2 separate regions of the Homo sapiens genome follow, and region 1 is linked to region 2. Evidence: read pairs that join two places in POLR2A ChIA-PET (ENCODE). Cell type or tissue: CD4-positive, alpha-beta T cell. All regions are shown on one strand. Links, peaks and the distances in the headings refer to the core of each region. The heading gives the core; the rest is flanking DNA.

Region 1 (7,631 bases), core at 1,196-6,195, 91 kb before region 2:
AAAGAACAAATGGCTCTATAAATAGACAAAAAACATAAATGAAAACAAGGTATAACTTTTCACCTGTCAAAGCAGGAATATATTTTTAGAGATAATGTATAGGATCAGAATAATGGTGTTCTCCTAAACTGCTGATGAGAGTACAAATTGGTATGGAGAACAATTTGGTATAATATGTATTAAGCACCTTAAATTAAAGACATAATTCTTCAAGGAATTCACTCACAAGTATTTATCTTGAGGAATTAATCATGGATTTGCACAAAGACTTAGCTTCAAAGGTGTTTACTTCAGCAGTTTATAATTTTGAAAAATCAGAAAAAGGTTAGTGTGAATAGTGGAGGCTTGTTTATAAAATGTTAATATCAAGAAATTATGCAGCTATTCAAGATATATCACTAAGTGAAAAACTTATCCTATTTTTATTTTTTGAAAAAGTATAAATAGCTGAATAAAAAACTAAAATTCATTATCTACATAGAAAAAAAGACTGAAAACTATGCTTAGTGGTTATCATTGAATGGTGGGATTGTGGGTGATTTTTATTTTCTTCTCTTTGCTTATTTTTTTTTAACTTTTACAGTGACCATGTATTGTTATGATAATAAAGAAAGGAAAGAAAACCAATCTTAGAACCAAATCTTTAGGAAACAGGCTGTAACATCTTCGAGTCAGTTTCCTTTTGGTATAAGGATATCCTCTCCTTTGGTCAAAGAAAACAGAGACATTTTAGTAGATGAAAGGTTATAACTTTTTTTCTGTTTACATAAATAATACTATGCTTATTAAAGAAAATTTGTAAAAGACAAAAAGTGAGGAAGGTAATGACTCATCAACCAGAGAACATTAGCACTTTCATATAACAGCTTCTGAGTTTTTGTTTTATGTCACATTATATATTTGTAAATACTTGAAACCTAGATTTTTTTTCACTTAACATTAAAAAAAAAGTACTACCTCAAAACAATGACATTTAACAGCACAGTGAATGTTTTATATCAAGGCAATAACATATTGGGCACTTACAACACAGAATGTTTCATGGTCAGACAAAATCCATGCACTTTTCCTAGTCCATTCTTGAGCATCACAGTGATGAGCCACGGTGATGGAGGGCCATCTCAGATGTCAAGATGGTGGCACGTGGTGTTTGCATCTGAATCAGGCTTCATTTTTAATACTTTTTTATATTCTCTATTTATGTGAATTATTTGTCTGGCTACCTTCCAGCTCTCTGTTTTCTAGAAAGTAAGCTCTTTGAGGCATGGCAGGGACTTTGTTTTGCTCACAACCATATCCCCAGCGCCTAGGACGGTGTCTGACACAGAGTAGGTACCTACTAAATACCCCTTTCATGGATGTTCAGTTTTGCCTATAGAGATGCACTGTTGTACTACAGCCTGTCCAGCTAATTGCTGTACCCTAAATTAGTATAATAGACTATAAGTAAAATAGACTGTATATGTACTTAATGTAAAATACAAGCTTTCGTAAATAAAGAACAGTGCTGTATTTGATTTGCCTGGCTCAAATAAGCAAGAAATGGGCTCTTTCAGCAAATTATTATCCCTCATGCTGGACTGTCACTTAGTACATAATTAATATGAGCCAGGGATTATTCTAAGCACAGTTCATGTTTCATTTACTCCTCAAAACAACCTTATATGACATAGGCATTATTATATTAGATCCAGTTTATAAATGAGAAAACTGAAGCTTGGAAAGATTAAGTAATCTGAGTAAACTAGTAAACTGCAAAACTGGGATACAGTCCAAGATTGGGCACATTTTAAAACCGCATGTTTAACTACAATTCTCCATTGTCCTCAGTATTTTGAAATCAGGAGTATTTATGCATGGATTCAACAAATATTCACTGAGTGCCTGCTACATGCCTGGCACTGCCCTACGCACTGGGGTACTGCAAATGAACAAAACAATCCAAAATCTCTGCTCTCATGGGAATTTCTGGTGAGGGGAGATAGGTGATCAATAAATGAATAGGATATATAGTATGTCAGATGGTGACAAGTGATATGGAAAGAAGTAAGACAGGGAAGACAGCCTAGGGAATGCCATCCTGAGATGAAAGTTGAAATTTTAAATAGAATGGTCAGGGAGGCAAGACATCAGTGAGCAGGTGACTCAAGCAGAGACCTGAAGGAGGTGTGGGTGGTGTGTTCTGGGAAAAGCAAGCCCGGTGTGGAGGGAGCACAGTGGGGAGGGAAGTAGCTGATGAGGCAGGGAGATGGTGCGGTGGAGGTGCACAGTGGCGTGTGTGGGAGGAGGCAGGGCCTGCAGAGTCCATAGGCAAGTTTCAGGAATCAGAGTTCCAAGGTGAGTGGCCATCAGAGGGTTTGGAGAGGAGCAGATATGATGGGCATTTGAAGTAATCCTCCTGCCTCCTGGCTGCTGTGTTGAGGAGGGAGGGAGGGAGGTAGGGAGAGAGAGAGAGGGTGAGAGAGAGAAGAGAAGAGAGAGAGAGAGAGAGAGAGAGAGTGTGTGTGTGTGTGTGTGTGTGTGTGGAGAGAGAGAGAGGGTGAGAGAGAGAAGAGTGTGTGTGTGTGTGTGTGTGTGTGTGTGTGTGTGAAGGAGGGTACTTAGGAGGCTGTATAATCCAGTAAGTGATGATGGTGGATTGGTCCAAGTTATCACCTGTGGGGATGGTAAAAAGTGGTTAAGATTTTGAATACATTTTGAAAGTAGAGCCAACAGGATGTGCGGATGGATTAGATGTGAGGAAAAAAAAGACGACTGAGGAGGTTCTGTCCCTCAGCAGCTGTAAGGATGAAAGTGGCATCTATTGAGATATAGAAGATAGGAGCAACATTTTGGGGGAAATATCAGAAATTTGGTTTTGAATATGAGAAGTATGTGATGTCTATTAGACATCCAAATGGAAATGTCTAATAAGCAAATTGGATAAGCAAGCCTGGAAGTCAGAGAGAAATGTGCTGAAGTCAAAGCTATGAGGCAGTGACGTGAGACAGGTTTGAAGATTAAGTCCTGAGCACTCTGTGCTTAGAGGTTAAGGAGATAAGGAGACACCAGCAAAGGAGACTGAAGAGGAGTGAGCAGTAACGGAAGAGAGAAACCAGCAGACCGTTTCCTGCAGGCTGGGAAAGAAAGCGAAACAGGAAGGAAGAAGTCCGAACCACACCAGATGCTGCTGGCACGTCTGCACGAGGACTGAGAACTGACGAGTGGGTTTGGCGATGAGAACGCCGGAGGGGCCTTGGCAAGCAGTTTTAGCGCAGTGAGGCGGGAAGTCTGATCGGAGCGTGGAAGTAGAGGAACTGAAGATGGGGAATAGAGGCAGCTTTTCATGGTAATTTTATTATAAAGATAAAAAGGAAGAGCTTTGGGGCATTTGAGGTAAAACATCTTTACTTTTTTAAGATGTGGGAAATGGAAGCTTGTCTAATGATGCAAATGACTCAGTGAAGGGGAACAAGCCAGTGATGCAGGGGACAGTTGGTAGAGCAGGGCCCCTTAGTAGGTGGAGCAGTGGGATCTAGTGACAGAGCAAGGGCTCTGCTTTCTATAGGGTCTTGGACCTTTGATCCAGAGAAGATTGCATCCACAGGCCTCTCTGTAATAGGCAAGGAGACGTGGTGGGGAGAGCTTGTGGAGGTTCTTTTCAAGTGATTCTGGTTCTCAGTGAAATAGGAAGTCATGTCAGCTGAGGATGAGGATGAGAGGGGAGATGTCAGGCTTATGGGGAGAAGTATGAGAGTCCTGTAGGAGAATGAGCAAACTAGGAGAATGTGGTAGGACTGCAGGACAGAACAGAGGGCCCCATTTTGAACATGAAGCCATACAGAGTGGTAGCATTCAAAATAGACTACAATTCTTTAACTGAAAAATAATGGGGGCCTTGTTTTCTATGGACAGAATTCCCCTATAACCAGTACCACCACCCTATGCCAATTTATTGAATTCTTAGAATCACAGGAACTCTTTCCAAGTCCTGTCCTTAATTTAGTATTTAGGGGAAGATCCCACTCTAGAATAAAGTAAAGGAGCATGGATCCAAGTGATAACTTTTTAGGGTCCTTTCATTCTCCCATTAATTAGCAATTTTCCTGATGCTGTCCAGATCTGTGAGGCATCAAACTGCCCAGCCACCTAACTCCAGACACACTCTAATGTGTGTGGTGTAGGTATGAATTCCTCCATTCCTCTCTGTAGACTTCAGCCAAAGAGATGATGCATCTCTATCTGGTTTCACTTTTGTGTGCTGTAGGCAAAAATGTCATTTCTAAAAATTTAAGCAACAGCACATAATTTTAAATGGACTCTGAGATATTCAGCATGTATCATTGAAGCACATTTTTATGTATAGTATGCTGTGATGACAAGTGGGTGTGTGAATTTTCCCTGTTTATCACTGAGGGCTTACCTGGGACAGAGACACATCATATTGCTGGTGTGGTACCAACAGCCTGCCCAGTTATCTTCAGGCATGAAATAAACATTTTCCTAGTATAGTTTCTTTCTTTTCTTAAAAGAAAATGTACCGTAGGTTTATATGTACATTGGCAAGGCTATCAGCATTGCTATTTTTTTTATTTTTTCCATCTTCAGCATTTGCTATAATTTATGTCTAAAGAAGAAAAGACTATCGTGTGTAATGTTCATATGTAATTGCTTAGAAAGTATTTGGGGCTTTTATTTTTTATAAATTACCTACAGTAGCTTGGAGAGGAAACTTTTAAAAATTGACCACCACCTAGCAGCATCTTGTCCTAGGCCAAGTAGCCTAGGGTTTGAGGCATATTGGAGGTCTCAGCACCCTGCCCTCACTTCTCCAGGGCCAAAAAGCATCTGGTCAGCCTCATTCTGATTTTCAAGTTATAGTTCTAATCAAGAGAATTATTACAGCATTATTCTTTGGCCCAGAGTGCATTACAGTAAGCCAGAAAACACCAATCTGTTGGGTCTCTCTTACCAGAGACTTGGAAGTCATGATTTCTTTAAAGCATTTTCCCAGTTGAGATTATTGAAGGCATATGTAGTGTGATCAAATCCATCCATCCCATCCTGTGTCGTCTCATAAAGAGAAAAAGCGGTGGCCTGTTAATGACTTCAGAGCAGCAATTTCTTGGCATTACTGCTTTTTATGGCTTACCTTTTTCTTCCATCAACTCTTTATAGGCAGACATACTTAAAGACGCTGATATAAATATAAAAGAGGAGTATAGGGCTTTTAACAATTATTGAAAGTGAAATCAACAGTTACAAATACTGTCACTAGACAAAGGTACCAAGGAATTCACACACTCACATGCCTATCTCTGGGAAGAAAAAGTTAGATTCTTTACCTAGGTTAGTGCGGAGGAACTTGAATGTTACTCTGTGCTACTTAAATTTTTACAAGCATAGATGATTCATACTTGTTATACTTTTTATGACTATTCTTTAGGTATTACCATGCCATCATTTCCTCCACTTGCCTATTAAATCCTTTTTCTTTGCCTAACTTGTTTTAGCGATTTTCATGCTATGTTGCATTGAATTAGTAAATATGAATTTATTAAACCATCTTTGTTGTTGTTCCTAGGATTTAGAAGAATTCTGCTTCAGGTTTTGCATAAACCATCTGACTGTAGTAACACAAACATCAGGTTTTGCAGAAATGGACCATGATCTCCTGAAGAACTTTATCAGCAAAGCAAGCAGAGTTGGAGCCTTTAAAAATTGATCCCATCTGCAGGAAAGTTTTTGAGCCTTTCCATTTCCCCTGCAAAAGCCAGAGATGAATCACTTCTCTTTAATTAATAGTATGTATGATGAGCTATGTTTGGCTGAGTACTTGTAACTGTCAGAAGAAGGATGGTGGTGAGTGGTCTTTGTCTGCCTAAACCCAGAGTTTATGTAGAAAGCATTGAATGTTCTGATCAGATGTGACTAAGGTCAAGGAAAAAAAATTGAAATATCTTATTTACCATTTCCTCTTTTTGAGTCACTTAAATTGGACACCTTTGGTACCCTGGTCTCAGTATATGCTATTCTGGCCCAAATGTTCCATTATTCAGCTGGCTGATACCACATAGATAGCTTGACAAGGAGTGCTGTCTGTCCTTACCACATTTTCAGCACTCAGCACAGTGCCTTGTGTATAATAGGCACTCAATTTATTATAAATCTTCAGTATGTCCTGAGAACAGCTTTAGTCATGGAATACTGGGAGAAGGAATAACTTTCACAAAATAAACTTAAAACAGCCTGTAATTATTGAGGTTCATATTCTTCTGGTATATCATTCTGAGAAATTGTGGCTAATTTAGAACATTGTTTAGAATTGACAAAAGGCCCTGGCAATTAAATTGTCAAGGCCCAAGGGCTAATTTTAATTTTCTTTTTACTTGGAGTCATTCATTAATTTCTCACATGGGATTATGGAGTATGAAGTATTATCTTTGAATGAAATTCCTGGGCTGATCTGCCTTACATAATCACATAAGGTCCTTTGCTTTTCTTTGTGTTAAGAGGGACTTGCCTCTGTAAATGAAAATGACAATGTGCTTTTCTTGTAGTTGACTTTCATGTCACTCACTATAAAATAGGTCTCTTAACCTGGCACCAGTATAACTATAAAGCACTAGCTGAGAAGGAACTGATACTTACATTTCATGGACAGCATTAACAAGAATGAGATAAATTTGTACTTTTTAGATCAAAACAAATTACCTAATTGCAAAAGAGAAACTGAAATGGAACATAGTCTCAGATTCTTCTAATGTGTATCTCACAATGTCATGTAATGTAAAGGAAACCCTTTTGGAATTAGAATTCTTGTTCTGATGCTGAACTATTTGGTAATAAAGTGCTTATTTGCAGATAACAGAACAAATGTGTTGGGGTTTTTTTTAATCCCAAAACAGCAGCAAAATTATAAAATGTCAACCTCATGTCTCTTAGATGTACATAAATAAATTGGATATATTATGCTCTTATCAAGCAGTTACTCGGATAAAGTCTCATAGGAAAGCCCACCCTAGACCACAAATAGCTTATAAACAACCTAATTATCATTCATATTATTGTCTTGGTCTGCTCTTTATTGGTGAGGTGACTTTTTTGAAGACTATTTTTGTAGAGCAGTTTTAGGTTCACAGCAAAACTGTGAAGAAAACACAGTTTTCCCTTATGCCTCATGCCCTACACATGCGCAGCCTTCCCTGCTGTCAACACCCCCCACCAGAGTGGTGCATTTGTTATACCTGATGAACCTGCTTGGACACATCATTATCACCCACGGTCCATAGTTTACATTAGGGTCCATTGTTGGTGGTGCACATTCTGTGAGTTTGGACAAATGTATAATGACCTGTGTCCATCATTATTGTATCATAGAGAGTGGTTTCATTGCCCTAAAAATCCTCTGAGCTCTGCGGAATTCATCCCTTCCTCCTTTGCCCCTAACTCCTGGCAGCCATGGATCTTTTTACTGTATCCATAGTTTTGCCTTTTCCAGAATGTCCTATCGTTGGAATCATACAGTATATAGCCTTTTTGGATTGGTTTTTCACTTAATAATATGCAATTAAGTTTCCACAAGTCTTTTCGTGGCTTGATAGCTCATTTCTTTTTAGTGCTGAATAATACTCCATTGCCTGGATGTACCA
Region 2 (7,631 bases), core at 1,310-6,309:
CTGGGCTTGTTGCATCGTAGGATTTTTTGCATTTTTCTCTCTGCTCTGGTGTGACAGTTTTTTTATTAGGTCTTATGATTTCCCTTTTGTGGATTCTTTTTTCATTTTTTTAAAGCATATTCCCTAGTAATTTCATTTCAAAAGGGCAGTCAAAAGATAAACATTCTGAGTCCTTGCATTTCCAAATTTCATTTTGCTGTCATATTTGACAAATTTTAGGTTATAAAATATCCAGTATTCCTAATGAGAACTTCTGTGCTGATCTGGATCTCATTCCCCTAAAATAGCTTACTTTTTCTCTCTGGAAGCTTTTATAATTTTCTCATTATCTTTAGAATTCTGAATTTTTTGCTGGGTGGGGTGGCTCACACCTATAATTCCAGCACTTTGGGAGGCCGAGGCAGGCGGATCACGATGTCAGGAGTTTAAGATCAGGCTAACCAACATGGTGAAAACCCGTCTCTACTAAAAATACAAAAATTATCTGGGCGCGTTGTCTCGTGCCTGTAATCCCAGCTACTCAGGAGGCTAAGGCAGGAGAATCGTTTGAACCTAGGAGGCAGCGGTTGCAGTGAGCGGAGATCACACCATTGCACTCCAGCCTGGGCGACAGAGCGAGACTGTCATTAAAAAAAAACAAAAAGTATCCACATTCATTCATCATGCTTGGCACTATGGGCCCTTTCCATCTGAAGCCCCCTGGTTTTCATTAGTTTTGGAATTTTTTTTTTCTGTTCTTTTTTATTATTTTCTCTCCTCCATTTCCTCTGGTCTTTCTTATGGTAATGAATAAATATTGAACTGAGGTACCTGAAAATACCAAAGTAAGGAACTACATAACCTACCAGTACAATACTTTGTTGTATTTTCCTCCTAGGAAGAACTGCCTTTCCTATTTCTTTTTCTTTAGGTCTGTTACAGAAGTCTCGGTTTACTTCAATTTCTGTTCTGCTTCTCTCTTTGGCACCATCAGGAAACCCTAGCCCCGTGTCTGTAAGTGTACACAAAATTTGAAGGTGGGCGCGGGCTTGTATCTGTACAGTTTATGCACTGCACAACAGCATGGGGCTTCAGCCTAAACTCTGCATACCAAGCTTAGGGTTGCTGTGTCCGGACGGCATCTTTTTATAATCCATTAGTAAAGAGGAAGGTGCTTTTTTTTCGTTTTTCTTTGAGACAGTGTCTCATTCTGTCACCCAGACTGGAATGCAGTAGTGCAGTCACGGCTCCCTGCAGCCTCAACTTCCCAGGCTCAAGCAATCCTCCCTCCTCAGCCTCCCAAGTAGCTGGGACTACAGAGGTGCATTTTTTTTATTCTCATAGGCTGGCATGGCCTTAGATGGGGGACTGGTCCAGGTGTTTCATGTTCTTAAAATGTTGCTCACAAAGTGTAGTACCCAGACCAGCAGCATCAGTATCACCTGGAAACATATCAGAAATACAAATTCTTGGACCCTACACTGGAAACTTTGTGACTGGGCCCAGCAATCTGTAATATGTGTTTTAACAAGCCCTCCTGGTAATTTTGATGCATGCTCAAGTTTGAGGACCATTGCCAAACAGCACTTTAGAAAACCTTCCTGATTATTGCCCCACTCTCTGTATCTGCTACTTTGAGCTTGGGGGCTCTCTAAGACTCCCACTTCCACCAGTCCCCTTTCCTGGGGGTGTTGTGTGCTGTGGTTTTCTCTACTTTATTGTATCCACAATACACTCATCATTTATTTTTTATACTAAAAAAATGAATCAACTCCTCCACTTCCCTCCACAGTTTTTCTGCTTCACAGTCTGAGTACTGCTGGGTTTCACTCCCCTGTGATATGTGTCTTTTTTGTCACTTCTGTAGGGTTTGCGGGGAGAAAGGAGGTAGAAGTGTGTGTTCAGTCTGCTCTTCCGATACACTGAGTTCCATTATCTCATTATAAATGAGAAATAGTTTCATTTTTAAAAGCAATTGCACAATCCAAGTTACACAAAAAGTCATACTACTTAAGCCCTTTGACTGCTGCTAAAAAATAGTGTTTTTACATCAAAACACAGGAGATCTTTAAATTACTAACAACATAACCTTCAATTTAATTTTCTTTTAAAACTGATAATTTTCCAACTAATTTTACCAATTATTGTTAGCTCATATTTTAATAGGACATAAAACCTATGAATCATAGGTTTTATATATAAAAAAGGTAAAAAGGTTTTATATATAGTACTTTACGAACAGAAGCAATTTATTTAAATAAAAATGAATACTACTTAAGACTTAGCACTAAAAAATTATACCATTTGATTTATATGTCATATAGGTAATTTTTGCTAATGGCCAAAATTATTGGACAAAAATTACTATACTTTATGTTGTGGTCTCATAAGACTTCCTGAGATGACAAAGACTGAAACACACATGATTCAATATAATCTTAGCTACCTAAAACGAGGGGAAAAAATGGACCTGCATTTAAAGAAAAATAAAGCAAAGGACACATATAAATAGTTTCTGTAGGCCAAGAGTGGCAGCTCATGACTAATCCCAGCACTTTGGGAAGCCAAAGCAATAGGATCACTTGAGTCTAGGAGTTTGAGACCAGCCTGGGCAACAGCAAGACCCCGTCTCTACAAAGAATAAAAAAAATTAGCTGGGTGTGTTGGCTCACACCTGTAGTCACATCTACTAAGGAGGCTGAGGTGGGAGGATCACTTGAGCCCAAGAGTTCAAGGCTTCAGTGAGCTATGATTGTGTCATTGCACTCCAGCCTGGGAAAACAGAGTGAGACTCATCTGTTTAAAAAAAAAAAAAGGTTTTCTACAAGGGATTTCTTTACCACTCTCCATCCCTTCCCCAGGCCATTTGTTCTTCATTGGAACTGAAATGTGCAAACGTTTATTTTCAGAAGACCCCGTTAAAATATGTGGGTTCAACTAAATCAGATGCCAATCTAAAAGTGTACACTATTAAAGGTGTCTGATATTCCTATGAAAAAGATAATGCAAAAAAATTATATTTTCAAGAACAGATAGTAAGTTCAGTATTGGATTAGTGTATCCTATGTTCATTTTTGTTTATGACTCATGTAAAAGACAAGTAATTTCACTTCTCCACCTTTTTCATCTTAATGTTTAAAAGAAAAAAACTAAATGATAAAACCTAATATAAAAACTATCATTACTTAATATGTAAATTTAAAAACTTTTAGACAATTAAATTATCTTAAAATAAGAAAAGGGCATAATGATAAAATGACCAGACTTAAAAGATAGCAAGACAGATTTATGTTAGTCTTTGAAGAATTCTTAAGGAATATAATCAAAATCTTAAAGATAAATTTGTTGTTATATTTAGTGGAGATAAGAACCACTGAAACTTAGCAAAGTAAGAAAAGGCTTTTTTGAAAAGGCTAAGAAACAAATCCAGCTGTTTCCTATTCTACGTTTCCTTATCATGTTCTAAATCTAGCACTTACAGGAAGACACCAAAAATACCTTTGATATTTGGCCATTTCTGAGAAAAGCTGAAAATATGAAGACCCAATTAAGTAAATTAGTAACAACACCAAGGACCACAAATGTGTATGTTGAAACAGACTGGGTCGTGACAGTTCAGAGTTTTTAAAACATGCTATAAATAGTTGGAAAAATGAAATGCCAAAAAGTTGTTCTATTTTATAATTAAAGGTAAGTAAGCTTAGATGATTGAAGCATAATTGCCTTAGAGTAGTTCTAAAATTTTAGTAAACTCAATAATTAATAACAGCCTTTTATTTTGCTGCAGAAATTCAGAAGCCACACTAATTAGGATCGATTTCTCCTATTTCTCTTCTTTGTTTCTTGCATATCCAGAATTCTAGAGCCCTTCCTCACAATTCCAGTTAAGATTTGACTGTAAGTTTACAAACTGAAAATTCTAAAACTAAATTCAAGTAATTATCTAACATCATGACTCTTTATAAAATTCTCTGAATAAGAGTATATGTGCTTCCATCCCACAGGTTAGGTACAGAGAGTATGTCCTAGCTATTCTTCTACCATTGCTACTTCCCTTCTTGTTTGTACTTGAATAGTGAACTAACACCACCCTCAGGGTAATTACTGACATGATTCATAACTAAAGCAACATAACAAATTCCAACTGTAATATAACAGTGAACACTGCCCATACTTAACAATGCTGGAGTCCCATGATGCCTTTTCCCCCTGAACTTTTTCCATTTTGAGAAGGTGATGGGGGAGGAGGGGTGCCTCAAGAGAAGAGAAAAATTCTCTGTACTTATAGTAAGCCAAGATAAACAGGTTAATACTGTGTAACTGAATCCTCGGTTCTCTGTTCTTATGAAATCACTGTATAGCAGAGGAAAAGGAATGAAGGGTACTAACAATTAATTGTTATGTTTCTAATTACTATTCTCATAAATGCTCATTTATTCCTCACAACAACTGAAAGTTATCCCTATTTTACATACAAGGAAACCTGAGATACAGAGACATAATTTGTTCAGAACCACACCAAAGCAAGTTACATGACATCTCTGGACCTCAGGTCTCTTTATCTATAAAATAGGGATAGCAGTGTTTACACTTCCAGGCTTCTGTGAATATTAAGTAAGATCCGCTAATTCAAAGTCTAGGCCCTTTTTGCCATAGCATAGTAACACTCACAAACACAAAAATACAAACACAGATAAAACATGAGCAAATAAACGAATCATGACAATGCACATACCAAACAGTAAACTAATATACACTAAAAGGCAACATAGAGGCTAAAAGTATAGTCTCTGGAACCAGATAGCCTGAGTTAAAATTCTGGCTCTGTCACCAACCAGTTTTGTGGACACAGGAAAGTTTCTCCATCTGTGAAACAGTGATGACAGAATCTATTTCATAGAGTTGTGAGAAGTTATGAGTTAATACACTGAAGCACTTTTAACAGTACCTATAATAGGACATATGCAAAAACATTACCTATTATTACTTCTACACTGAAATGTCACACACATAAATGAGAGTTATTTTGATGCTGGTCTGTATAATTATCAGACAAACTTCCAAAGAAGTAAGCAAGTGATGAGCACTACTTCCTAAACTAAGTTTCTATGAGCTACCTACAGGACATTCCTGAGTTGTTAGATTTTTGTTTGTTTTTTATTTTTGGACATCCTTGAATTTCTTAGTCCCTTTTGCCAATTAATGAACAAAGAGAATGGGTAATGTGTATAATATGGATGGTGTGGTGGGGAGGAGTGACATGAATAGACAAGTTATGAATATTTCTCTACAGTAAACTCTGGCATTTTTTCATATGTCAGAGTGTTTTAAAATTAAAGAAGGGTATAGATACATAGAGAAAAGAATAGACTTAGGGATCAGACATAGGACTCAGGTACTACAAGTTACTTGAGCAAAGGTTTAGAAATGAAAATGATTTTATGTTTAAAATCATAAACAGATCTGGATGAAGAACTCAGGCTTACATAAGCATTTAACACAGAATACCTGCATTGATTTATAAGTTATCTCAGTTTCTTTAGATTTTCTTATTGTTGTCCTTTTTAACATATGAGGACCCACATGAAAACCCATTTAATGCCTTATTAATCCTTAACAATGATGAAGAAAGTTATTTTATTACATTGAGCTTATATTCCTAGATCTTTAAGCAATCATCTAATTACATTTCATATGTAGCATATCCTTGCTACATTTCAGTGGATGATTATTCATATGAGTTAAATTACTATCTTTTTTTGTTTGTATTCTTTCTGCTTATCTATCTTAAAATTTTTGTAGATTATTAGTTCACTAGCAGAAAAATAATGTCACTATAAAATATTTATTCCTAAGATATTGCCTTCTTTTATTTTCCCTTCTTTGTCGTTACATTTTTGCATTCGTATAGAAGATGACTTTAGGCATACCTGGAATCTTTTACTAAAAACAGAGAAAGAGTAAAACAACAACAAAAACCTCAGGTCCAATGTTTCAGTCTACGAAAACAATCTAGATGTCTATTTCACCTCATTGTCACCCCTTCCCTTGAAAGTTGATCCAAATACCTAATTTCAACCTAAATTATTGTGGATTCTGAAAACACTTATAGTAAATTCTCATTTCTAGGAGTTGCATGAATGAAACATATATGCATACTAGCATTTACTTTTATAATATAGTTTGCTCATTTTTGTAAAGTCTTCTTTTAATCCTTCTTCCTGAGGAATAAGCCAGACCAATAGTCACAGTGCACTGCACAAAGGAGCTAGTCAACAAATGTTACTTTTCCCTTTCTTGTTACTTATTAGCTCCTAGGCAAAACACTTCCCTTGTTACTCAGGATAAAAAATACACATACATATTATGCTTTCACTTAGAATAAAATTAACTTACTATTTGTATTGCTCCCTTTATACTGTCCCATATGCCTGACTATATATTATAGAGGTAGTAAAAACAGCATGAATGATTTCACAGAAATAATGTAGTACAGTGACAGAGACCTTTACTAGAAACCAGTATGGAATTTGGAATCAAACCAATATGAGTTCAAATGCCAACTGGGTGACCTCAGACAAATTACTTAAAGAGAGCTGATGATCTGTTCTAGGGAAGTGTAATGAAGTATATTAAAATAATAATATAATAAATATGAGAGACAGCTTTAAAAAAAAATTACAGGACTCTATCAAACTATTGAGAAAGAAAAGGAGAAAGTGCTCAGTATTTAAGCCCAGATGATTTGAAAAGTAATGGAAAAATAGACATAGTGGGAAGCAAAGTTGCATTTAGAACAAGCTAAATAATTTCAGTTTTGAATAATGAAGTCAAGTCTCCTAAATCACTTGAGAAACTAGTATTTAGCTGTGGAAGTCAAGGGCAAAGCTATATTAGGAATATATTGGGTCAGAGTGAGAAAGGTTAAAGCTTTAGCTATGTTTTCAGAATTGAATTTTTTAAAATTAAAATAAAATGTTTCCTCTTTCTGGCAAAGAAAAGTAAATACATGGTTATTTTAGGTAATTCATGAGAAGCTTTTAAAAATATAGCATAATTGCTTTATCATTATATTAGCATGGCTGTTGTGTAAAAGTATATATGGCATCATACTGCTTCATTGTCCTGGCCCATGCTTTTAAAAAGTGTTAAATGTGGCTTAATCGTTATCTTACAATTCACTTGCCTTCCTGAGTTGTAGCTCTCAGCAAAATATAACTTAAAACAAATAATGTCCAATGGTAAATACTTAAAATACTTCTGCAAAGTACACCAAAGGTTAATGACCCACCATACAAACATACAACAGATATCCTTTTTGGTTTTTTCAGAGCCACAGACTGTTCTCCCTTTTGTGTTTGCTTCCCATCAATTTTGACATTTCAAAAGAATACCAAAAAAGCTTAAAATTTTGTTTATAAGTTTGTCAATGAATCAGGACTCTAAAACTATGGGCTATTCATTACAAATTATACTCATACATAAAATGACCCTCGATTTAAATTTGAAAAGATAATTTGAAAGATATATTTTAAATATTTTCTGTTTTTTTATTATACTTTAAGTTCTAGGATACATGTGCAGAATGTGCAGGTTTGTTACATAGGTATACGCGTGCCATGGTGGTTTGCTGCACCTATCAACCCATCATC

What was found. Peaks named below come from ENCODE experiments on the same cell type or tissue, not always from the same donor. Only the 100,000 strongest peaks of a DNase experiment are listed, where the experiment ranks them.
Region 1: POLR2A ChIA-PET joins it to region 2 with 11 read pairs; 10 of 35 experiments call an interaction of 5 or more read pairs at or near these places.

What each region holds. Positions count from the first base shown.
Region 1 is chr13:48,488,184-48,495,814 of GRCh38, reverse strand. It overlaps RCBTB2 (RCC1 and BTB domain containing protein 2), which reads left to right. Exons shown (of 15, transcript NM_001268.4): 15 at 5,564-6,852. The coding sequence ends at 5,704. Among named protein-coding and RNA genes, the nearest start is that of RCBTB2, 41 kb to the left of the region's middle. RefSeq lists enhancers at 2,255-2,334, 6,536-6,585, 6,596-6,735. In CD4-positive, alpha-beta T cell, for the core only: no CTCF peak of the experiment used is centred there; DNase peaks (open chromatin) are centred at 2,584 and 3,144; H3K4me3 peaks cover 3,545 bases; H3K27ac peaks cover 3,751 bases.
Region 2 is chr13:48,397,543-48,405,173 of GRCh38, reverse strand. The region is part of intron 17 of RB1 (RB transcriptional corepressor 1); the gene reads right to left. It also overlaps a transcript of LPAR6 not described here. Among named protein-coding and RNA genes, the nearest start is that of LPAR6, 12 kb to the left of the region's middle. In CD4-positive, alpha-beta T cell, for the core only: a CTCF peak has its summit at 3,946; DNase peaks (open chromatin) are centred at 1,843, 3,473 and 4,063; H3K4me3 peaks cover 1,301 bases; H3K27ac peaks cover 3,836 bases.